7 separate regions of the Homo sapiens genome follow, and all the other regions are linked to region 5. The links are chromatin contacts, found by Hi-C or POLR2A ChIA-PET in ENCODE. All regions are on one chromosome and are shown on one strand. The core of a region is the stretch at or near the end of the contact, and the rest is flanking DNA. Distances in the headings are between cores, read along the strand shown. Region 1 holds the start of GLCE (glucuronic acid epimerase). Region 2 holds the start of TLE3 (TLE family member 3, transcriptional corepressor). Region 3 holds the start of ANP32A (acidic nuclear phosphoprotein 32 family member A). Region 4 holds the start of IREB2 (iron responsive element binding protein 2). Region 5 holds the start of NPTN (neuroplastin). Region 6 holds the start of PSMA4 (proteasome 20S subunit alpha 4). Region 7 holds the start of HMG20A (high mobility group 20A).

The links. A loop is a pair of places that touch in the nucleus more often than their neighbours do. ChIA-PET counts read pairs that join two places held with the same protein, here RNA polymerase II (POLR2A). Pooled maps may share reads with other maps.
Region 1: a loop to region 5 is called in a map of B cell, with 14 times the contacts of the local background. The contact joins the promoter of GLCE here to the promoter of NPTN in region 5. A Hi-C loop is called at or near these places in 1 of 168 maps with a recorded cell type or tissue (B cell), 1 of 37 single-sample maps with no recorded cell type and 4 of 50 pooled maps.
Region 2: a loop to region 5 is called in a pooled map, with 12 times the contacts of the local background. The contact joins the promoter of TLE3 here to the promoter of NPTN in region 5. A Hi-C loop is called at or near these places in 8 of 50 pooled maps. POLR2A ChIA-PET finds 5 or more read pairs at or near these places in 2 of 52 experiments (BJ and GM12878).
Region 3: a loop to region 5 is called in a pooled map, with 14 times the contacts of the local background. The contact joins the promoter of ANP32A here to the promoter of NPTN in region 5. A Hi-C loop is called at or near these places in 1 of 37 single-sample maps with no recorded cell type and 7 of 50 pooled maps. POLR2A ChIA-PET finds 5 or more read pairs at or near these places in 1 of 52 experiments (HepG2).
Region 4: a map of CD8-positive, alpha-beta T cell shows a loop between it and region 5 (15-fold over the local background). The contact joins the promoter of IREB2 here to the promoter of NPTN in region 5. A Hi-C loop is called at or near these places in 2 of 168 maps with a recorded cell type or tissue (CD8-positive, alpha-beta T cell and naive thymus-derived CD4-positive, alpha-beta T cell) and 7 of 50 pooled maps.
Region 6: a loop to region 5 is called in a pooled map, with 17 times the contacts of the local background. The contact joins the promoter of PSMA4 here to the promoter of NPTN in region 5. A Hi-C loop is called at or near these places in 5 of 50 pooled maps.
Region 7: a map of CD4-positive, alpha-beta T cell shows a loop between it and region 5 (8-fold over the local background). The contact joins the promoter of HMG20A here to the promoter of NPTN in region 5. A Hi-C loop is called at or near these places in 2 of 168 maps with a recorded cell type or tissue (CD4-positive, alpha-beta T cell and CD4-positive, alpha-beta memory T cell) and 7 of 50 pooled maps.

Annotation. Positions count from the first base shown.
Region 1 is chr15:69,158,791-69,161,888 of GRCh38, reverse strand. GLCE (glucuronic acid epimerase) reads right to left here and starts at 1,254. Exons shown (of 5, transcript NM_015554.3): 1 at 1,132-1,254. It also overlaps the pseudogene LOC100421574. RefSeq lists silencers at 875-984, 1,185-1,394 and an enhancer at 1,092-1,592.
Region 2 is chr15:70,096,641-70,099,727 of GRCh38, reverse strand. It overlaps TLE3 (TLE family member 3, transcriptional corepressor), which reads left to right and starts at 1,811. Exons shown (of 20, transcript NM_001105192.3): 1 at 1,811-2,953. The coding sequence starts at 2,930. RefSeq lists enhancers at 1-491, 579-1,553 and silencers at 484-633, 704-783, 2,373-2,542, 2,553-2,672.
Region 3 is chr15:68,819,580-68,822,736 of GRCh38, reverse strand. ANP32A (acidic nuclear phosphoprotein 32 family member A) reads left to right here and starts at 1,842. Exons shown (of 7, transcript NM_006305.4): 1 at 1,842-2,039. The coding sequence starts at 1,986. RefSeq lists silencers at 1,301-1,360, 1,431-1,590, 1,641-1,890 and enhancers at 2,562-3,143, 3,144-3,157.
Region 4 is chr15:78,436,357-78,439,790 of GRCh38, reverse strand. IREB2 (iron responsive element binding protein 2) reads right to left here and starts at 1,575. Exons shown (of 22, transcript NM_004136.4): 1 at 1,435-1,575. The coding sequence starts at 1,453. RefSeq lists a silencer at 1,121-1,360 and enhancers at 1,831-1,890, 1,961-2,040.
Region 5 is chr15:73,631,563-73,634,658 of GRCh38, reverse strand. NPTN (neuroplastin) reads left to right here and starts at 1,270. Exons shown (of 9, transcript NM_012428.4): 1 at 1,270-1,534. The coding sequence starts at 1,444. RefSeq lists silencers at 1,114-1,413, 1,494-1,753.
Region 6 is chr15:78,539,064-78,542,104 of GRCh38, reverse strand. PSMA4 (proteasome 20S subunit alpha 4) reads right to left here and starts at 1,661. Exons shown (of 9, transcript NM_002789.6): 1 at 1,566-1,661; 2 at 175-200. The coding sequence starts at 177. RefSeq lists enhancers at 513-1,405, 1,514-1,623 and a silencer at 1,164-1,433.
Region 7 is chr15:77,419,620-77,422,936 of GRCh38, reverse strand. It overlaps HMG20A (high mobility group 20A), which reads right to left and starts at 2,049. Exons shown (of 10, transcript NM_001304504.2): 1 at 1,933-2,049. PEAK1 (pseudopodium enriched atypical kinase 1) reads left to right here and starts at 2,833. Exons shown (of 10, transcript NM_001385026.1): 1 at 2,833-2,931. RefSeq lists enhancers at 1,548-1,597, 1,988-2,037 and silencers at 2,488-2,807, 3,058-3,227, 3,238-3,317.

The DNA of each region.
Region 1 (3,098 bases), core at 5-2,504, 4.5 Mb after region 5:
CAGTTGCTCAGGAGCTGTATCCACGCTCAACCTGCGGACACCGGCCTCCTAAAGAACCTGCAGACCAAACGCCCACCTAAGGTGCTGCCACTCTAGCTCCCGGAGCTCCAGCGAGACCAGCGCGCCCCCACAGGGATCCCGGGGCAGAGAAAAGAAAACTGCAGAACAAACGCACTGCTTCTTCAACTAGGCAACAACACCGATCAATCCTCCAACTAAGCATTGAGTAAATCTCATCCAGAGAGAAGGAGACCTGAACAAAAACGTTTCAGGATGCTGCCCAGCCTGCGCGGTAGCACCAAAGCCCTCTCCCGCCCTCAGCGGACCCAGCGCCTGCGGAGCCGCGCCCACCCCGAGAGACTGCCCGGGGGCCAGCTAACTCGCCCCGTCGCCCCCAAAAGACTGGAGACCATGCCAAGTTACCGCCCCGCTCCGGGCAAAGCAGAAACCCCGGCCAGACGCTGGTCGCCGCTACACACCCTCAGCCCCCAACAACCCCCCAAGGCGGCCCCGGCCCCAGCGGAACGGATACATCGCTCTCTCACCCGGAGACACCGATGAACAGACCCCTCTCCCCAGAACCCGGACACACTGCTTCTTCATCCCAGCAATGCGAAACGGACGCCCACGCCCGCTCAAAGAACCCCCAAGACCCCGATGATCTGCCTCCAGAGACAAGGTTTACACCGGTGTAAACCTTGCTAAACTGCATTCTCTGCCCCAAAGAGCTCGGGACCCGGGTAAAAAGACCCCTTGTCCCGGAACCCCGCTACACCACCTCCAAGAAGCTCAAGACCCTGATAAATCTCCCTCGACGTCAAAGACCTAGGACCCCGTGTGCCGCCACCCACCCCTACCCCAAGCCGGAAGAGCCCCCAGGATCCCTAATACATTGCCCCCTCACCTCGGGAGCTCCGGCACCCGCTACACCGCCCTTGGGCGCCCGCGCCCGGATCCCACTGCACCGCCTCCTCGCCCCCCGGACTCCCAAACCCCGCCAAGCCTCGCGCCCACCAGGCAGCGCCGCGCAGCCCCCAGAGCCGCCCCCGTCAGGAGCCCGCCTGCTCCGGCTGCTCCGTGTCCCCGCTCCCCGACCGCTCCTCAGCGGAGACGCGCTCCGGGCTTTCTAACCTGAGCAGCGTCGGAGGGCGAGCAGACACGGGAGCCCTGAGGAAGAGAAGGAGACAGCAGAGAAGGGGTGGCTCAGGCCTGCGGTGCCGCAGCTCCAGCCTCTCGGCAAGGAAGCGCTTGTGTGAGGAGAGCCCTCCCGCTCCGCGCGCAGCCGGGAGACCGAGCCACCGCCGTGCCCGCAGCTCTTCCCGCGAGATCCCAGCCACGGCAAGGGGCGGGGCCACGGCGGGGGGCGGTAGCGGCAGCTCCTCGAGTGACAGTCCTGGCAGCCTGTCGGCTGCAGGACGGGCGGCAGGACTCGGAGTCTACTACGACCAATTGTAAAAAAGGAAAGGTGATTCTCCCCGCCCCTTCTCCGCCCCTCTTCTTCTCCGCTCCTCCTTAATAAACTGTGAGCAAAGGTAGTAGTGACCAGAAGTAGTAGGAGGCAGTGGACTTTCGCGGTAAGGTAGCTCGAATGACGTGACGTGCTTGGCTTGTGTGTGGTCCTGCTAGGCCGCCGTAGATACACCTGGTTTGGGGAAGAGGCTGGTCTTCACACCGGTGTAAACCGAGGTGCGGTTACCCTTGGTTACAGCGCTGCCCGAAGTGCGCTGGGGATTCCCATCTTCCAGGTTGAAGGCCCACCCACTCCGGTTACCCGCGTCTAAACCTCCATTTAATTCCTTTCCCCGATTTGGGCCTCTCCTCCCTCTCCACCTCAAACAGGGCACCATTGTTAAGATGCCCATGTTTTCCAAACCCCAACCCAGGACATCTGGTCTGACAAAGAACTCGTCTGATGACTGTATTTATTTCTACATACAGCCTTCCAGAAGAATGAAAAGCAAATCTCGAGTTACCAACATAACAAATTCCAAAATTAATGAAAAGTCGTACCTTTATAGACCCCAGTGCCCAGTAGTATTTGGCACACCCAGGGCACTGAATAATGTGAAAGGAATGAATTAAGACTGTTAAATATATGCAAATCTCGAGTTACCAACATAACAAATTCCAACATTACATGAAAAGTCGTACCTTTGTAGACCCCAGTGCCCAGTAGTATTTGGCACACCCAGGGCACTGAATAAGGTGAAAGGAATGAATTAAGACTGTTATACTTAAATATATTAAATCTGGACCTGGCCCCAGAAAATTCGGCTTTCCTAGCCTTTCCTCTATAATGTGAGCCAGTGGCTTCACCCTTAAATCCAGGCTCTTCATTATTATGCCTATCCTGTACCTTCATTCATCTTACCCTCTTCACTCCCTCACCCACAGCAAGAAGTGCCCTTTCTCCTCAAGGTTAAATCTTGCACCTGTGCCCTGGATCCCAGCCATTCCCAGATTTTATTCAGCTATTCTTTCTTTCCCCATTATTAATTTCTTCCTCTAACCTAAATCTTTCTCCCACAAACATAGTCTCGCCCATCCTTTGAACAGAACAAAGCCACCCAATCTCTTCCACCCAAACTACCTTCTCCTTTCTCCTAGGAATCACACTTCTTGGGAAACATTATATTTGCTGCTGAGCACTGTGGCTCATGCCTGTAATCCCAGCACCTTGGGATGCCAAGGTGGGAGGATTGCTTGAGGCCAGGAGTTTGAAACCAGTCTGGGAACATAATAAGGCTCCCCTATATGCAAAAAATAAAAAACTAGCCGGGTGTGGTGGCACACACCTATAGTCCCAGCTATTCGCGGTGGGGGAGGCGGGGTGCTGAGATGGGATGATCGCTTGAGTGTGGGAGGTTGAGGCTGCAGTGTACTGTGACCAAGCCACTGCACTCCAGCCTGGGCCACAGATTGAGGCCCTGTCTCTAAATAAATAAATAAAAGTATACTTGTTGTCTCCACTTTCTCATCTCTTATTTTTCCCACTACAGCGTTGCTTTTGCTCACACAATCTGCTATTCTTTCAATGGTTACAAAAGACCTCTTACCTTCTAGAATAATGGTCTATTTTGGGGTATCTTTCTCATGAC
Region 2 (3,087 bases), core at 562-3,061, 3.5 Mb after region 5:
AAGAGCCCCTTCGGCGGTCCGTGATTGGTGACTCGCACCTTGCTCGGAGGCGTGGTCGGCGTCCCCCACGTGGGGCTGGAGCGAGAAATGGGCGGGGCGAGTAAGAAGCGGGTGCGCCCACCCGTGACGTAAGGGGGAGGGCAGAGAAGGGGGAGGGGGAAAGGAAGCGCCAAAGAGGAGCCATTTTGTTTCTAATGAATGCTGCGGCCAGATGCTCGCATCTGTCGAGCCGGGCTTCTCCCTCCCCCGTCTTCGGTGCGCGCCGAAACACGATTTATGTTTTTATTTAGGAGAATAAATAAATGAAGAGGGGAGCGCGGTTCGGGGCTGGCGGCCGGAGCGGGCGCGGGGAGGTTCAGTTCTGAGGCGGGTGCTCACGTGTAACTCCCCGCGCTCCGGCCTCCGAGCGCCCGCTAGCTCTCAGCTCCTCATTAAGATGCAAAAGCGAACCTCCGGCTCCTAATGAGGGGAAAATATAGATCCGGGGACGCGCGGCCGGCTCGCGCGCGGGCTCGCGGACTTGCCGGGGAGGGCCCCGGGGGTCCCGCCTTGGCCGTCCACCGGGCGGTGCGCGCTTTGAGGTCCACTCCCTGCTTGCTCGTCTGCCCCGCCGTAACCCCGAGCGCGGGAGGGCGAGGCCATCGGTTTGCGGGCAAGCTGGCCCCGGAGTCGAGTGGCCTGTGCGACCAAGCGGGGGGTCCGGGGGGCCCGGGGCCGGGGCGAGCGAGCGGGGGAGCGTCCGCGTCCCTCGGAGTGTCCAGGCTAGCGACCGAGACACCTACAGGCTTCCGCCAACGCCGTGGCACTGCCGGGAGCAGGCTGAGCAAACCAGGTGGGAACTCGGAGTTCCCGGGCCTCGGCCGAGCAGGGTCCCGACCCCATCCCCAACCCCCTCAGCCTGGGGATGCAGTGAGGAGCCCGCGCGGCGAGGCTGCGTCGAGGGTGAAGTTGTGCCCACGGGGAAGGCGCCCCGAATGGGGCCAGCCGTGGCTGAGCCTGTTGTCCACGGGCAGCCGGGCCCTTCCATCTGCGCTGCCCGCCTAGCCAGAGTCCCTCAGACTTCTCCTCGCAGGCAGCCGCCGCACATCAAAGGAGCTGTTTATTTGGCTTTCTGAAAAGAAGGGCGAGTGAACAAAGGAGAGCTGGGGGCTAATGTGGGGGAGGCGGGCAGAAGAAGGGGTGAAGAAAAGGGGACATCCTGAGTTCCGAGCAAATTTTTAAAGGTCGGAGGCAACTTTAGGAGCCACCGTTTTATCAGTCCTAAATCTTTTGAAGTGAAAACATTAAAGTGACAAAGTGATTGTTTGTTTTATAGTATCTAATTGGGCTGCTTTGCAGACCTAATGAGATTAGAGGGAGGAATCGTTCGCCGCCGCTGCAGAATAAACTGATACATTACTACCAGCCACAGGTTTTGAAGATTGTACAGCTTGTCTTATTTTCTTTTGTTGTTATTCCTCTGTCTTCCCTCTTTCCTCCTCCCGCTAAATAATTATTTGCTAGTAGACCGTGGGAAAAAAAAGGAGGAAAAAAACTCGAGCAGCCCAGGACTATAATATATATCTATTTATTATATGTCTTTCGGTTAATTCCTGATCTGAGGAGCGCTGTTTTTCACTCCCATGCGAAAGTCACCAGCGGGTAGGGCCTGATTGCTACTTTTCATGCATAGTTTTAGACACAAGAGGGCATTGTGACGTCGCGCCCAGCGGCACCCAGTCGTAGGCCGAGTCCCGCAGCCCCACGTGGGGGCCCCGCGCTCCCATTGGCCAGCGCCGGACGAAGCTGCCACATTATTTTGTTACTTTTCAGTCCCTATTTGGAACTGCTCTCGCGGCAGTTCAGACCTCGTGCTCGTCCCCTTCGCCTGTCTGTGTGTGGTATCCGTAGGTCCGGGGCACTTTTTTTTTTGGTGTGTGTGTGTGTGCGTGCGCGCGTGTGTGTGTGTTGGGTGTGTGTGTTTTGGGGGTTTGCCGGGGCGCGGAGAGGAGAGCCGGGCCGAGGGGAAGGAAGGAAGCCGTAGAGCTCCCCGGTCTCGGGCTGCGTCTCCCCTCCAGCGCTCTCCTGCCTGTGCGCTCCGACGCGGCAGCGGCGGTGGCGCTGAGCGCTCCTCGGTGGGGACGCGGTGCTCAAGCTGGGAGCAGCGAGAACCCTTTGCGGAGGCTTCCCGTGCCCGCTGGACTTAGGATGCCAGGGCGTTTGATTTGCACCTACTGAGCCCGGAGTTCCTCCCCGGCCCTGGGAAGGGCTTGCAGCGGCGGCGGCGGCGGCGGCAGCGGCAGTAGCAGACGGAACAGCAGGCTCTCCTCTCCGAGGGGGGGCGTCGAAGCGCCCGCGCCGGGCTCCCGCCCTCACCCTCCGGCGCTCCTGCGGCCCCAAGCCACCACCTCGTAGCCCGCCTCCTTCCTCTTCTCGCCGCGAGCCCCAGGCCCGGACGCCTCTAGGATCGGACCCGCGCGCCCCGGATGCTTGGGGCTGCCCCGGCGCGCCCCCCTACAGGCGCGACCCGCTGAGTGACCCGGAGGGGGCCCGAGCTCGCCCCAGGAGGGGCCCCCGGCCTCGGGACCCCGCGCCGGACCTGCTGGGGAGCCGACGATGTCCGCGCAGTCCCAGGCATTGACGCGCTCGACGCAGCCCAGGGAAGGCGGCCGGCCGCTGCCCGCCGAGCCCTAGGCGCACAAAGCCCGCGCCCGCCGCCCGGCCCCGGCGCCCGCCGACGACTTTGCCGCCTGCTCCGCGGCTCTTTGTCTCCACTTGGGGCGGGCGCCCGACTCTGGGATTTCGCTGCGAGAACGAGCTGGGGGGGCCGGGGGCGAGCTCTCGGTTTCCCGGCCGCCCCCCGCTCGGGCTCGGCTCCCCCCTCCCCCGCACCTCCCCGGCCCGGGCTCTCGGCGCTTCCACGCTCTCGGAATCACGACCCCTCCCTGCCATGTATCCGCAGGGCAGACATCCGGTGAGTAATTGCAACTCGGTTTATTTAAGCATCTATCATGGCAGGGTAAACGAGGCAGTTTATCTGGCACCTCCATTTTGCTTGTTGCTACCTTTATGGTGTGTGTGTTTGTGTGTGTGCTCTCACACAAAGGG
Region 3 (3,157 bases), core at 593-3,092, 4.8 Mb after region 5:
ATGGCATAAATAGGAAATTTGGGGTTCCTCATGTATTACAAAGAAGCCAATAAAACTTAGAATAAATTCCAACTATACAAATAGGCTTCAATAAGATTAACAAAATCTGAGGATGACAGGCAAGTCAACAAGTTAAATAAATTATACTATTTATACCCAGATAAAATAAAACAATGACTTCTAACTTTTATGGTGCATTTCCCACCTAATCAGAGTAAACATCAGACTTCAAATTCCATTTATCATTTTATCTGAAAGAATTTACTGAGTAAAATCCTTAGTTGCAGGGCTTTACACTTGCAATCCATCAGGTTGCAATATTAAAGTTACTACAGCTTCTTCCCCAGTGTAAGCATTCTGTATGTGTTTTATTTACATTGTCACTTTTTATTTCCTCCTCAACTTCGTATGTCTAAGAATGAAACTGGATTGCTATTATGCAACAGTATTTTAACTTTGCAACATACATACTGGCTTATCTCTCCTTTGAACTCCTGTTCCTGAAAAATAAACATATGTATCCAGAAAAACTACCTTGAGGCGTGTGGGGAAGAGTGCAGACATGTAGAAACAAACACTAAAATACAGTCGTGTGGAAAGGTAAGGATGTATCTGTCCTCGTTGACAACAATCCCCGTGGTTTATTAACAGCCACAGGCAGCCAACTTAGTGCCGTAAGTCGGTAACCCAGTGGGCATCGGGGCTTTAAGGTCTCTTAAAACTTAATGTGATTCAAAAATACCCAAGGCAACCACGCCGAAAAACCAGGAGAAAGGGCTCCAGTTAGAGCCTCCTTGGCAACCCAAACCGAACCGAATGACTCAGGTGGACGATTAGAATAAACCGTGCGCCGTTCTCTTTCACTAGGTCTATAAAGCCCAGAAATTATGTTTGGTCCAGAAAACCAGGAGTTATGAGCACCTTCCTTTTCCACCTTTTAATATTCTACATATCTAGCAACGGTTCTTAATCCATGGTCTTCATTCATTTATTGCCTAAACAAGATCTTGGGTGTCTCTTGGTGATCACTTCTTCCAAGCTGACCTAATATGACAGCAAAGTGAAAAGCCTCTTCGTGGGAAGGGTCGCGACCGCGCGGTAAGTCATCCAAAAGTGGAAGCATCTTGCTTTTACTGACTTATGTATACGAGGGTGGCGATGGTGGCGGCCTGACAGGGACGAGGCCGGAGGGGAAGGGGCGCGCGGGCTGCTGGGCAGCCGCGGTGGGGGTGACGGGGGCAGCCACGCTCCCCAGCGCGAGCCGCCGGACCCGGGACCCGACGAGCCCCTCCCGGCATTGCACCCTGACCCCTCTCCTCCTTCCAGGCCTTTCATCTGCCCTCCCGCTGGGCAGCCCGCGGTCCCCGGACCTCAAGCCGCCCGCCTCCTTCCGCAACCCCGTCGCGCCGCCCCGCGAAGCCCTCGGCCGGGCGGGGACCCCGACCCGACCCCTCCGGCCGCGCCCCTCCCCCTCGCAGAACGCACCTGCGGCCCCGCCCCCGGCCGAACGCTGAGGCGGCGGCTGGCTGGCAAGGCCGGGCGGCTCGGCCCTCGAGGCACAGTCACCTTCCCTTCCCCCGCCATTCCGCCCACCCCCCTCACTCAGCCACAGAGCAGCCGCCGCGCTCCTCAGCCGCCCCGAAATCTAAAGGGGTCCGTCTCCGGCACCACTACCAAATGGCCGAGCCTCCCTGGCCGGCTGCGCAGCCCGCCCATTGGTCCCTTCCCCCCCCCGCCGCCACTGCCATTGGCTGTTGCCCGGAGACCCTCGGCGGCGATTGGCTCGGGCCGCTGCCGCTCGTCCATGGGGCCGCAGATCCCGCCTCCACGGCGATCAGGTTAGTGTGCGCCGCGGGTGCTGGGGGCTCGAGAACCGAGCGGAGCTGGTTGAGCCTTCAAAGTCCTAAAACGCGCGGCCGTGGGTTCGGGGTTTATTGATTGAATTCCGCCGGCGCGGGAGCCTCTGCAGAGAGAGAGCGCGAGAGATGGAGATGGGCAGACGGATTCATTTAGAGCTGCGGAACAGGACGCCCTCTGATGTGAGCATTTGCCAAAAATATCTCTGTCGGTCCATTCTCCTACTTTGTGTGTGTGTGTGTGTGTGCGCGCTGGGGGGAGGCACTTTTTTTGGGGGGGGGCGCCCGGGAGGTGCGGGTTTGGGGGTCGGACTGCAAGCGAATTGGCAAGGCTGGGGGGTTGCAATGCCATCCGAGCATGTTCCGGCTGCCGCCGCCGCTGCCCTTGGTGTGTGACTACCTGTGCGTGTGCTCCCGCGTGTGCGAGTGTGGGTGCGAGAGTGTGCGTGCGAGTGTGCACCCATCGGGGGCCGGCGGGCGCACGCGTTTGGGTCGGAGAGAATGAGGCGAAATCACCCTCGGAGATCGCTGCTCCCGTGACTCCGTCTGGGGGGAAGATTAACGAGGGAGGAGGAGGAGAGGGGCTGCCTCCTGGATTTAACAACAAAAAAAGGGGGTTTTACATTTTATAAATGTATCCCCCCTTCCGCCCCCCTCCCGCGCCTCCCCCCTCCCTTTCTCTCGCTCGCTCGCTCGCACACACAATAAGTTTGGGGCTTCGCGAGTCCGGTTTAGTTTCTGATAAATGTGGGCCGAGGCCCCCGGGGAGAGCGCGTGGGGAGGGGGCTGCAGCGGAGTTGGGAATGGCTGGAGTTTAAAGTGCGTCTTCATTTCTTTGCAGTGATGAGGCGAGAGACGGGGGAGCCATATTTGTAACTTTGTAGTGTTCGTGAACGCGCCCTTTCTCTCCCTCCCTCCCTTTCTCTGCCTCCCTTCCTCTCCTCCTCTTTCTCCCTCACTCTTTCCACCCCACCTTCGGGCCAGATGCTGATGTTTCTTCCTTTCCTTCCGAAGGGAGGATAAATTAGAAGGAGGGGGAGGGATTTTCGAACGTGCTAAGGCACAGATAATCCCCGCGTCTCCCTGCCTCCAGCGATCGCTGGTGCAAGTTGCCCAAAGGCTACGTCCCGGTGCCCCCTCGCCCCAGCTCCTTCCGGCTTCCCCAAGATGCCAGCCTTTGGGCCCTGGTGCCCCCCAGCTCGAACCCCCGGCCCGTCTTTCTCAGTGCTGGGCTTGTCGGCAGCCATTCGGCGCCTGCTTAATAAATGGGCACGGGAAACTTTGTCAGGACGCGAGCTGCC
Region 4 (3,434 bases), core at 326-2,825, 4.8 Mb before region 5:
AAAAAAAATTGTATTTTCATTAAATGCAGCAACAAAATATTTTATTCAGCTGAAAATACCTGGAAACTAGCTTTATCCAATAGAATTTTCTGCAATGGTAAAAATATTCTATGTTTGAGCTGTCCAGTAAAGTAGCCATTAGCAACGTGTGGCTATTGAGCACCTGAAATGTGGCTATCGTGCCTGAGGAACTGAATTTTTAATTTATTTAATTTTGATTAATTTAAAGTCACACAGGGCTAGTATCCACCACACTGGAAAGCATAGTTCTAAACCATAATTTGTCAAGTAAAAACTAGTAAGATAATTCACTCCTGAAATGTGATAAGAATACCTGGAAAGGGACAATAAGAATGATTTAAATAATCCACGGGGACGTTTTGGAAAGACATGTCTTGAAAACTGCAGAGACAGGAATTTGTGAATTCCACAATTAACATTAGAGGGACTGATTAAAAAAAAAAACTAAAAGACGGATTTTTACAGAGCATTCAATAAACCAAAACAAAAAAACTTCTCAGTTAAGTCCTTACCAGGGCTTAGTACTGAAAATAAAAGTAACAGAATCTCTAGGAAATTAGCATATTCTACCCGAAAGAGACAAGTCTTCTGGTTTTGCACGAACTGAAGCTGAACTACTAAGTCAAAGATCCAGAGGTCTCATTTAAACGTGCCTCAGCTCCCAACATTCTAGGGGGCAGTGGCGGGGAGGCAGCCCTGAGGTTGAAAAGAACCTTCAGATCTTTTGTGCAGACTCATAGCGGTGGGTGGCCAGGACCCTCAACATTGTTAAGGCTTTCATCCAAAAGGAGAAAACATAAGCACAGCCCATTTTCAGAATGAATAGTATTTTTTTCTCTTTTTTTTTTTTTGTAGAGGGAGGTGGACGGGGGAGGAGACAGCGGTGCAATAAATGGTCGGAGAACTGACTGACCAATGTTCAACCTTGACTGCCCCTCATTCGGCTTCCAGAGGCACAGAGAGACTGAGGGGCCTTAGGCTGGACCGTGGAATCAACATCTAGCTGCGTGAGACCCGAACACGGAGACGCAGGCCCCCGCCTTCATCGCTCGCCAATGGGGGGCGGGCAGGAGAAGACGGTGGGCCTCTCCCTGCCCCTGGTGTTGCTGACGGGGGCCAGGAAGCCGCTGGCAGCAGGCAGCGGCCACCGGAGAGAGAGGGGTGCGGGTCAAGGCCAGCGGTGGGGTGGCCCGCCCTGCGGGTGTCGCGCAGGAGGGTGGGGATCGGGAGCCCCAGCTTCCGCGGCCTAGGCTCAAAGGGCGGCCCAGCAGGCAGGCCCCGAGGGGAGCACAACCCGAGCCCCGAGGGCCTGGGCGCCTGCCGAGCGACTCCAGGCGAGAAAAGCAAGGAATTCGGCGCCTAGGCAGCGCGCGTTTCCAACTGCCAGACCCAGCTCGGAGGCCCGAAACTGACCTGCTTTTGGGGCGTCCATCGCCGGAGACCATATTATCCCTCCGGGGAGGGGGCCAGCGGGGGAAGAAGGGGGAGGCCGGGCAGGGAAGACGGGGAGGAAGACAGGCGGACTGGCAAGGGAGGAAAGAAGGAAGCAGGCTCGCGCAAATATCGCGAGAGCAGCAGAGCCAGCCCCGGGTCTGCGCTCGCGGGATTTGTCGCCTAACTCCCGCGAGATCGTCGGACAGGAAAACAAAGAAAGGGAAGGGGCGGAGCTAACCAGAAAGCGATTTCTCGCGCCGTCGCCGCTGTTCTCGCGAGCGGGGGCGGAGCGCTGGGGAGGCTCCAGTGGGGGCGTTGGCGTGGCTAGTTTGGCCTTCGCAGCGATCCGTTACTTAGTTGCGGCCTTAAGTTTTCTATTGGGGTCATGAATTCGAGCGGTGTTTGCGTTCCCGCAAGGTGTCTGTTGGAGTCAGGGTCGGAATCGGAACTGCTAGGAGAAAGAGCTCAAGGAGAACCGCTTTCCCCTAACTATAAAGCCTTGCATTAACTTGTCAGACGTGGGCGGCCCACACGCGTGTTTTCAAGTGGGGGCGGCCATACTGATCGGGCGCGTGGGAGGCGCTCAACTGTTGAATGAATGAATTTTTTCTTACCCTCCGGTAGCTTCCGTGATTGCCGACTTCTTCCCAGTGGCAGTTAACACATGCTTAAGCCTCTCCATCCTTCCGCCTCAGCTCCTCCGGTCCCTGTGTTCTCCACCTACCCAGCATTATCTCCTGTCGCAGCAACTTACCAGAAAGAGTCGCTCATACTCGGCTCTCCCCCACCCACTTCTTATCCTCTTCCAGTCTGGCTTCCACTCCCAGAAATGCCTTTAGCCAAGGCCAGCTATAACTCCACTTTCTAATCTCACATATCTCAATCTTGACTGGTTCTCTCCCATTGTTGAAAAATACTCTTCCATCAGCTTCTGTGACTTCAGACTCTACTTTTGTTTCTTCTCCTAAGGGTGCTTGATCTCAGGCTCCTCTGCAGACCTCTTCCTCCGCCCAGCTTTTAAATGTACTGGGCACTTGATGGGCACAGTAGCTCATGCCTGTAATTCCAGCACTTTAGGAGGCCAAAGTGGGAGGATGGCTTGAGCTGAAAAGTTCAAGACCAAACACAGCAACGTAGTGAGACCCTATCTCTACAAAAAAAATTTAAAAATTAGCTGAGTGTGGTGGCATGCACCTGTAGTCTCAGCTACTCAGGAGGCTGAGGTGGGAGGATCACTTGGGCCCAGGAGATTGAGGCTGTGGTGAGCCATGATTGCACCACTGCACTCCAGCCTGAGCAACACAGCAAGACCCTGTCTCAAAAAAAAATATATTGGACATTAAATGTGTCCCAGGGCTCTGGCCTTGTACCTCCTCCCTCTGTCCATTTTCCCTGGCCCATCTCACACTTCCTTTGACTTCAGTTATTAGTTAATATGTTGATGCTTCCCAGTCTGCCTGTGACCTGAGCCTATCTCCTAAACCCGGAGGTGTATATCCTAGTACCCATGGGATGCCTCCACATCCCAAGGCACCTCAAACTAAAAATCTCCAAAACTGAACTCGTCATTTCCCTCCTTAAACCTACTATTCCTTTTGTATTGCCTGTATTAGCGAATGGCGCCACCATCCACCTGGTTGCCCAAGCCAGAAATCAACACATTATACCTGACTCCTTCATCCACTCCCTTTAATCATTGATCCAAGCCCTGTCAACCCAAACTCCAATATATTTCCTTTATTCACCTTGCTATATTTTGTAACATCTCCTTTACAATCCCAGCATGAAATTCATAGGTAATATAATCTACATACACGATAAATAATCTACTTAATGACCTAACTGTAATATAAAGGAGAAAAATAGGAAAGTAATTTATTAGAAAATAATATGTATTATAATACGTAGCTGCACAGGCATGTCTATATTAGATGACAAAATTGAGTAGTCAGATGCTTGTATCTATTTATAACGAATGA
Region 5 (3,096 bases), core at 21-2,520:
GACATAGTTTTCACTTCAATCAACAACATGCCATAGTGGTCCTGGCCTTTGCTAGAAATTTTGGTCTGGAACCACCAGCTGTTCAGTTCCTGTTGAAAGTTCCAGACCACTTTAGCTTGATAGAGATTGCGAGGGTCTCCTTCTTCCAGGTCCTCCAAACCCTCTCTTTAAATCAAGTCAGGCCACCAGGACTGTTTACTTGGCCCCTCAGAGTTTCCACAGACACTCCCAGGACGTCTGCTGTGAGTCAGGGATGAGCTAAGCCATAGAAATTCCTTTGCCAACCACAAGCCCTGAGGGTAGTACAAAAAATACCCCTAAAAAGAGCATTTCCCAAACTTCTATGCAAACAGTAGTAACCACACTGCCAATCACCCTCCAGAGTGCTTTGCTAGATCCTTTCCTATGGGGCCATTTGACCCTTCCTCACTCCTCTGCTAGCCTAGGCAGTGCACTCCATGAGGACGGGGACTACCTTTTCATGTGGGTTTCACTATGTGCCTGGCACACAGCACGTTCTCAATAAATGTTTTCCGCATTAAGACGCTTCTTAGGAGTCTTCATGTAAGTTCATACACGACTTCCTTGTAGAATTGTGTCAATGAACATGCAATTAGGCTAGCTGAACTTCAGGCCCTGAGAGTCTATGAAGCTAAAATAAGGCCCAGATGTGGGGTGGGAGGGGGAGTAGGCAGAGGCGGCAAAGGAGGACATTTCAGGCAAAGGGAGCAGATGTCCAGGCAGGAAAGCACAAGGTAACGGGGGCACAGGGGGCGCACCACTTTTCCTGGAAGGAAAAAACAGCAGATGAGAGAAGGAGGTTGGAGCCAGTTACCAGTAGAGGTCTATGTTCAAAGTCCAGAAGGAAGAAACAGCAGGACGGGGACAAAGAGAGGAAGGAGGAAAGGAGGCACGGTGTATGAAACTCTGTAGCCAAGAGCGCTAACAAATGAAAGGCAGGATGGGTGGAGGAAATGTACTGTGTTCCAAAGCTTCCTCTTATTTATGGGTGCTCCCGGGCCACAGAGGAGTAAACTGAAGGACTTCCCAGCTCCCCACTGCCCAGAGAGCTAGCGGAGTCCCGCCTCGCCCCGTCACATGGCCAGAGGCGCCCTCGGCACGTGACCTACCTCGCGCTAGGCCAATCAGCCTCTGCAGGGGCGGGGCCACCGAGTCCGCGGGGCGGGAGTCTCCGTCGGAGCCGCCTCTTCTCGCGATCCTTGCGGCGGTCGCTCCTCAGCCGCCCACGACCCGGAGCGAAGGTCTCGCGAGGCCTGGGCGCTGCGGCGGCAGGAGGAGGACGGGGAAGGACGGAGCCGAGCCGCGGCTGCCTCCCTCGCTCACTCCCTCGCGCACTCGCCCGCCCCCTCCCTCCCTCCCCTCCCTTCCCCGGCCCCGGCTCTGGCCCCGGCCCATTCGCTGTTGGGTCTTCTGCTAGGGAGGATGTCGGGTTCGTCGCTGCCCAGCGCCCTGGCCCTCTCGCTGTTGCTGGTCTCTGGCTCCCTCCTCCCAGGGCCAGGCGCCGCTCAGAACGGTAAGCGGGGCGCCGGGGGCGGGCCGGGCGGGGGTTGAGGGGCGCCGGGGCCGGAGGGGGCCCGGCTCTGGCCTGAGGAGACGCTGGAGCTCGGGGAAGGGGGCCGAGTGGGCGTCTGAGGGGCTGCGGGTCCGAGAGGAGGTACCGGCTGCGGGTTTGAGGAGGCGCGGGTGTGAGGACCGGAGGCTCCTATCCGAGCGGCGGGGGCGTCCGGGGTGAGCCCGAGGTGTTGCCCACTCGGAGGCTCCACGTCGTGGGGCTCGTCGTGCCGGGTCGGCGAGGGGACACGGAGGAAGCCGACGTGGGGAGCTGGAGTAGCGGGGGCGGATGAGGAGGGGGCGCAGCTCTTAGGGAGGGTGGCACAAGACCGGCGTTTGTGTTCCGGGCGACGGGGATGGTGGTGTCCGTCAGGCCCCCCGGGAGCTGGGGTCGTCCAGGATTCTACTGAGGCCCCGTAGGACTGGTGACATCCTTAAAAATAAGGGGGAAATTGGGGGGAAGAGAGTCCTGAGGAACACTAATGGTGAGCTGAGTACTAGAGACCAAAGGAGGGGGTAAAGAATCAGGGAACCTTGGATCTAGGGATAGAGGGAAGGTGGGTGGGAAGATGAGGGAGTGGGTTGACTGCAGTAGGGGACCTGGAGAGAGAAGCAGCAGTGTCTCCAAATGAGCTGGGGGAAGAGGGCTGGGTTTGCTAAAGAGGGTGGAGTGCTGGGCATTCTAGGGTAGTGGTTGGGAGAGCAAAAAGGAGTTTCTAAATAAGGAGAGGAAAATGAGCAGAGGATGGAGGGAAAGGGTTGGAACTGAGGTGGGGGAATATTTATTAGAGAAGTAAGGAGGCCTGGGTATAGAGATGGGGGTGGGGGAAGACGAAAAATAAGGGAAGGGAGTAAAATGCAGGAAGTCGGGGGTGTAATGTTGGTTTGCAGTGTGGAGGATAAATTAGGGAAGGGAGGAGTTGGGATGTGGCAAATGCTGTATGATATTGGTCGGGCCTTTGGGAAAACAGGGACACATAGCTGCAACTAATTGCAGTGGTGGGATTGAGGGCAGTGACTGGCGACAGGGAGATGGGGAAGTGGATTTTTGAGATTTAAAAGTTTCAAGACAGAAGAGACGTTATTTCCGAGGAACATGAAAGTGGCCCCTGGGAGGTGGTACAGTAGAAAGCAGAGAATTACTGGGTTTTGAATTGAAGCTCCTTTGAGAAGATGGAGAAGTGGTGGGGAATCATGGGCATAGGGACCTAAACAGAGCAGATTCTGATTGAAGACATGTGTTAGCATTCAGCTGCTGAATTGATCTTTCACAAGTGAGTCTAGGATTGTGAACCTGTTTCTGCCCTTGTGGAAACAGCCATTAAGAGGTTAAAGAATATTTTTTCTGTGAAGGAATTTATGAGAAGTCAGTACTGGAGAGTGAACTATAAATTATTTTTGCTAATCTTTCATTGTTTATTGTTAGGCCAGAACAATTTATGATTACTCTTATTAGAGAGGCTGCAATTTAAATTTTAAAAAATCAGTGATAGAGCCAGTGGAGTTTTTTGAGAAACTGGGTTT
Region 6 (3,041 bases), core at 412-2,911, 4.9 Mb before region 5:
CTTACAAAACCTATCCTGGTATACAAAGTTCAATAGGTGAGAGGAAACTGACAAGAAAAAAGGCACCTTCTCACTGCTTTCCTTCTATTTCAATTTTCCCACTCAAGTCTGTAAACTGAGTACAAGCAATACTGTTTATCAGGCAACCGTTTATTGGCATGTGTATTAACTCACCATGTTTTCTGAACTTTATATAGTTCCTGTAAAAAGAAAATCAGATCATCATTAAAATAAGATTCACAAATTAAAAAGCATTTGCTGACTTTACAAATCTGTTTTATTTACTCCCTTTATTCAGCTAAGTGTCAGGCATTATGCTAGATGCTGGAATACCAAAATGTGTAAAACCAGTTCCTGTCCTGAAAAGCTAATACTGGCAGTTAGGTGAGAGAGGCAGTCATAGATTATAATGTGGAAAGAGGAACCGGGGGTAGGGTGGGAAAAGGGATGATGAAAGAATCAAGAAAGTATTTTTTGAGAAATCGATACAGAAAATGAAAGTAAATCAGAGATGGGAGAGGCAGAAATAAGGCTGAGAACCCTTGGGTCTAAGAGAAAGAACAGGGGAAGAAAGAAGGGCATTCCACACAGAGCAGAAAGTATGAACAAAGGGTACGGAGGCAGGATAGTTTAGTGGGCATGAGATAAACTGCTGATGCTTTTAAAATATATATAAATAAGAGCTAAGCGAGTATCCAAATCACGCAGAGCCTTGAAAGCCAAGGCAAGAGGCTGAGGCCTTCTCCAGAGAGTGATCTGGGTCCTGAACTTGGGGGTGGAGGCAGTTATCTTGGGCACCATCAGTACCATTCGTGCAAAAGGCAATACTAGGTGTTCAGCGTTATTTGGTAAAGCCTCAGTCCAAGGCCCACATTTCCAAATACTGGAATATAGGGAATCAAGACTGGAAAGGTAAGCTGGAATCAAATCCTGGAGAGCCCGCGTGCCCAGGTAAAAACAGAATTTTATCTCTCAGCCAATGGGGCTCCTCTGAATGATTCCCAAGGCCCACAGGAACTGATTGGCATTTTAAATGATCACTCTGGCTGGTGAGAGACCGAGGGCAGCGAACTGGTTGAGGTAATTGCAATAGGAATGGTGCAAAGTAAGGATGGCACAGAGCAGAGAAGCAGGGAGGACACAGAGACACTCGCCGGGGATTTCTGATTCGAGCTTTAAGCACAACTTTCTGTTGTCTCCACGCCTGACGCCGGGCACAGCACTATTTTGAGTTCACCGGCACCTCCGGGAGAGCTAACTTTCACGTACCGAACTCCTGAGGACGGAAGCCACCCCAACTCTCGGTCCTGCCCACAGACCCCCACCCTCAGCCCGCCCCCTCGCGGGCCCCGGCGTCCAGGCTTGGCACTGGGAAGCCCCCGACGGCGGCCGGCGGGGGCCATTCCCGGCGGTCGGTCCGTCACAGAGGAGGCGGTGCAGAGTCATCGTGCCCACGGCTCCTCGGCGGCAACTGCAGGCCGGGACCGACTGTCTTGACGTTCACGACCCCCGCCCAATGGGAAAGCGGCCAAGCTTCCGCGGGCCCCAAGGGGCCAAAGGCTCACCAGATGGAAGACCCTGAAGACCTGAGATGTCCACGGAGCCCTTAACTCCACGGAAGAATAAACCACCACCGCTCACCGAATAACCGCTGCTAATATGGCCCCCGCGCATGCGCAGAACCGCTGGGTTGGGGCGGGGGGAGCGGGACGGCCGAGGACGCGGAAGTCCTTCTTGCGGGGCGGAGCTAGAACCCGTGCCCCTCGTGGGAGCTGGGTCGCGGGGGTGCTGAGGCTCTGGGGCGCTGCAGCTTAGGCTAGGGTCCTCAGCAGGTGGAGGAGTTGCTGTGCCATGGGGAAGAGGGCAGGAAGACAGTAGCCAACCAGGAGGTGGAATAGCTAATTTCTTTCTCTTACCCTTGGCGCTCTCCTTTCATTTTCTCTTCACTATTCAGACCTAGGATAGCAAATAGTGTGGACCGGCTTCTTAATTGCTATCATTCCTGTCCTGTTTCCCAAAATGGTTCCAACCACATGAGACTTTACCCCTCTCATCACCTTCCTTTTTCATTCTGGCTTTCACTTTTACTGCTGATGCATACATTTTGGACATACACATTATGATGAGGAAGGCCGGGTGGCTCATGCCTGTAATCCCAGCACCTTGGGAGGTCGAGGCGGGTGGATCACCTGAGGTCGGGAGTTCGAGACCAGCTTGGCCAACATGGTGAAACCGTCTCTACTAAAATTAACAAAAATTAGCCGGGTGTGTGGTGCACGCCTGTAATCCCAGCTACTTGGGAGGCTGAGGCACGAGAATCGCTTGAACTCGGGAGGCGGAGGTTGCAGTGAGCCGAGAGTGCGCCACTTCACTCCAGCCTGAGACTCCATCTCAAAAAAAAAAAAATTATGATGAGGGTCGAGCATGGTGACTCATGCTTGTAATTACACCGCTTTGGGAGGCTGAGGCAGGAGGATGGCTTGAGGCTAGGAGTTTGGAGGCTGCAGTGAGCTATGATCGCACCACTGCACTCCAGCCTGGGTGACAGAGAAAGACACTGGCTCTAAAAATTAAATTAAAAAAAATTATGATCAGGTTCACACTTTTGGGGGAATTTTCACCTTGGTCTCTTTCTCTGCTTTTCACCAGTCAGAAAGGATTTCCCTGACCAGCACAGTTAAAGCAATACCCTACCGTCAGCATATACTCGCACCATTTTATCTTCTTTACTGAAATTGTCATACTTGTTTCTGTGTTCATTATCCATCTCTCCACCTTTTTGCTCATTCAGCCTCGGTCCGTATGTAAACTATCTACTATGCATTTTAGGTTTTTTCAGGCTAGAAGGTTGACTAGATCTGGGTTAATATGAAGTCATCTGCTCACAGTCTCTCCCAAAAAGCAGCCCACTGGGCAGAAACTCCTCTTCATGTTGGTTGCAAAATTATTGGGGGATCTGGGCTTTGAAAAGGAGATAGCTTGGAAGTAAGTTACATTTTGAGGTCTCGCCTATCGTCTCTACTTTCCAAGCACACAGGGAA
Region 7 (3,317 bases), core at 800-3,299, 3.8 Mb before region 5:
TTTTCTTCTATATTACATTAATATAGAAGATAGTGAACACTTCTTCTTTAATCAATTAATTCTTACTTCGGGCAGTCTACATGTTCCTAACCTATTAATAACCACAAAGACAATGTTTTGTCTTGCTTTTTCAGTCAACTACTGCAGCAATCGTGTGGTCTTTCAAAATATAAATCATACTTGATTTTAGGGTCTTAGATTCTTTTTTAAAAGTGACCACAGAAGATTAAAACATGTATTTTTTTTTACTGTAATATTTGGTTTAAAACATATTTTCTAATGAACCCTAACCCAAACAGCTATTTATTTATTTATCTATTTTTGAGACGGAGTCTCACTGTCGCCCAGGCTGGAGTGCAGTGGAGCGATCTTGGCTCACTGCAACCTCCGCCTCCCGGGTTCAAGCAATTCTCCTGCCTCAGCCTCCTGAGTAGCTGGGACTACAGGCGCACGCCACCACGCCCAGCTAATTTTTGTATTTTTAGTAGAGACGGGGTTTCACCATGCTGGCCAGGCTGGTCTCGAACTCCTGACCTCGTGATCTGCCCGCCTAGGCCTCCCAAAGTGCTGTGATTACAGGCGTGACCAAACAGCTTTTTAAAAAAACTATTATAGAATTAAAATAATCGCAGAGTCTGAGGCTAGATTAAGTACAATCCCAAAAGAAAAAGTACACAGGCCTTATTACTTCAAAAATTCTTGCAAGACAATACAGTTCTAGGTTCACTGATATATATACTAAAATTACTAACATTCAGATTTCACAAAGTAAGCTTCAAATAGATTGATTCCTTCAATACACAGACACACACCCTTCTAAGTATTGTGTTATCTGACAACAGAACCAAGGAATCAAAATTATTGAGTGTTTATTACCGCCTCACATATAGTTTATTAAAAATGAGCTACTGAAAACCAGAAAGTTCTTATTGACCTTTTGTCCTTTGTGAGCCAACTTTTTCCTGTTTAGAATCTGAGCTGAGTCTCATGACCCTTGCTTTATACTTTAAAACCACAAAGAACAGATACCATTTAAAAATCAGTGATGAATTAAATTACAAAGGAGGAAAATGTAATAAAATACAACTTTCAAAAATGTTACGTGTAAGCTACACATAAGAATTTTTAAGGCTGAAGAAGCTGTTCTCAGGCACAGGGCAAAACCTGTAGCCCAAAATCAACAGTCCTAATAATTTAAGATGTCAATTTTATCAGTTAAGGTAACCTCAAATTTGAGTACTTCAGTGTGATACTTTCATTCTGCTAAGATGAAAATGCCCCAGATTTTATGTAAAATATTCAGTCCCCTAAATAAAAAGTTATCTCCTTAAAAGAGAAGCTAGATTTCCTGTTGCATGTCAAGGCAGAGGGCACCACACTTCACCCAGCCAAGGCTGGACTTGAGTAGGGGTGCAGGTGTTGGCAATTCATCAGTCACACAAGCTATGTCGTCTTGCAAAGGTGCATAGAGATTTTTAACAAGGGCTTTCGAATTCTTTGAAGAAAACACAGACAATTTTGCTGGGGAGGAAATGCTCCATATTCCACGTGGAAGCAAACTCATAAATTCTGACTGCAGGTTGGTGTTCAGCACAACTTGGAATAATCTAACTTTTCACATAAAACACAATCCCCAAGCTGCAAGATAATGTCTCCGCGAATGGCACCAAGCACCACCTTTTCAAGCCCTCATCAGCACTGGAAGTGGGTCGGACACCCCCAAACCATCACCACCCCCCCACAGGAAGTGAGGGTGTCCCCCCTCCCCAGGACGGCCTTCCTCCCCTCCCCCAACCGGAAGTTGAGGCGCCCCCATTCAGCCGGCCTCCAACTGAGACAAACCAGTACCACCACCACCAAAAGAGGGGTGATCTTCAAGGGGTGAAGGGCATCTCGACTGGGGCCACCCCCAAGCTCGCCTTGCTTACTGACCTGCTGACGACAGGGGCAGGAAGGGGCCTAGGGCCAAAAGAAAGTCCCTTCCACAGAGGACAATTCCCTCAGCCCCTCTCAATCGCCTTCACTTCACGCACTCGTCGTCTCACAGCTGGACAAAAATTCTTCCGCAGCACTTTATTTTGGTGTCCTTTCCTTTTCTTTACCTAATCTCTTAACCACCTTTCCACAGGTAACTCCTCTTACCGCATAGCATTTACAATTGCTCCGGTGAGAAGAAAAATGAAATATTTTCCACGGTACCTTCACAAAAATGAAGGGATTATTTTGCCCCAATGCGGCGAAGGACTACGTGGTTACGCAAGGTGAGCCTTATTTTCGTGGAGGTTTCTGGGAGATGTAGTTTTTTTTTTTTTATTGCGAAGGCCCGCAGAAAGTAGAAGAACTGAAATTGGTCATGACTACATATTAGCGTCCTCGAAAACATATTCTGTATTCGATGACGGCTGACCTAGCGGGCCCCGACGCCCAAATGGGCCCAGACTCCCCTGGTCTTTTCCTCTGCGGCTTAATCGAACCCAAATTTTCCCTCACGCGGGCCCAAGGTCTCGGCAGCCCCGCCCCTTGTCTTAGCCCCGCCCTCCGCAGCCAATCAGGCACCCTTTAGGTCTCGTCCTCTGGAGGTTGGAAGGCAGAGAGGAGGGGCCTGGCGGTGACTCCTCCCGCTGGGGCTGAGGGAGACCTGGGAGACGACCGGGGCCCGTGAGCGCGCGCGTGCTCACGGCTCCAGGAGCGCGGCGAGCGGGCGAGGGCGCGCGCGGAGGGGCGGCGCGCGGGGCCGAGAGGAGGCGGGCAGGCTGGTGGGCTGGGCGGGCGGCGAGCGGCCGGGAGCGCGCGGTGGACTCGGCCGCGGCGAGTAGTTAGTTAGTTGTTGTTAGTCAGTGTCAGTTGCTCGGCGGCGGCGGCCGTGGTCACCAGGAAGGGGACGGGACGGACGGTGATGGTGGTCGCCGCGGCGGCGTGTGCGCCCCTCAGGTAACAGCGGCCCGGCTGTCCGCGTCCGCTCGGTTGTCTTCTACTCACGCGCCGTCTGTGGGACCAGGGTTGCCGCGGGTTGAGGGCGCTGACCCGGGGGAATCCGGGCGGGGCGGCGCGGGTTCTGGGTGGCGGCGCGGGTTCTGGGTGGCGCCGCCGCCGGGGCTCTGGCGGCCGGTGCGTCCCGCCCGGCGCGGGCTCTAGCTCCCCGGCCACCCCCGCGCCCCGCCGGTGCCGCGCGCCCCCTGCCGCCCCTGCCCCCTCCCTCGGCGGCGGCCCCGGGAGCGCGACGCCCCCCAGAGGAAGGAAAGTTGGGACCTGCCGCGAGGGACGCCCCCGGGCGCGGCTGGGAGGTTGCGGGGGAAAGTGAAGCCTGGAGGAGCTGG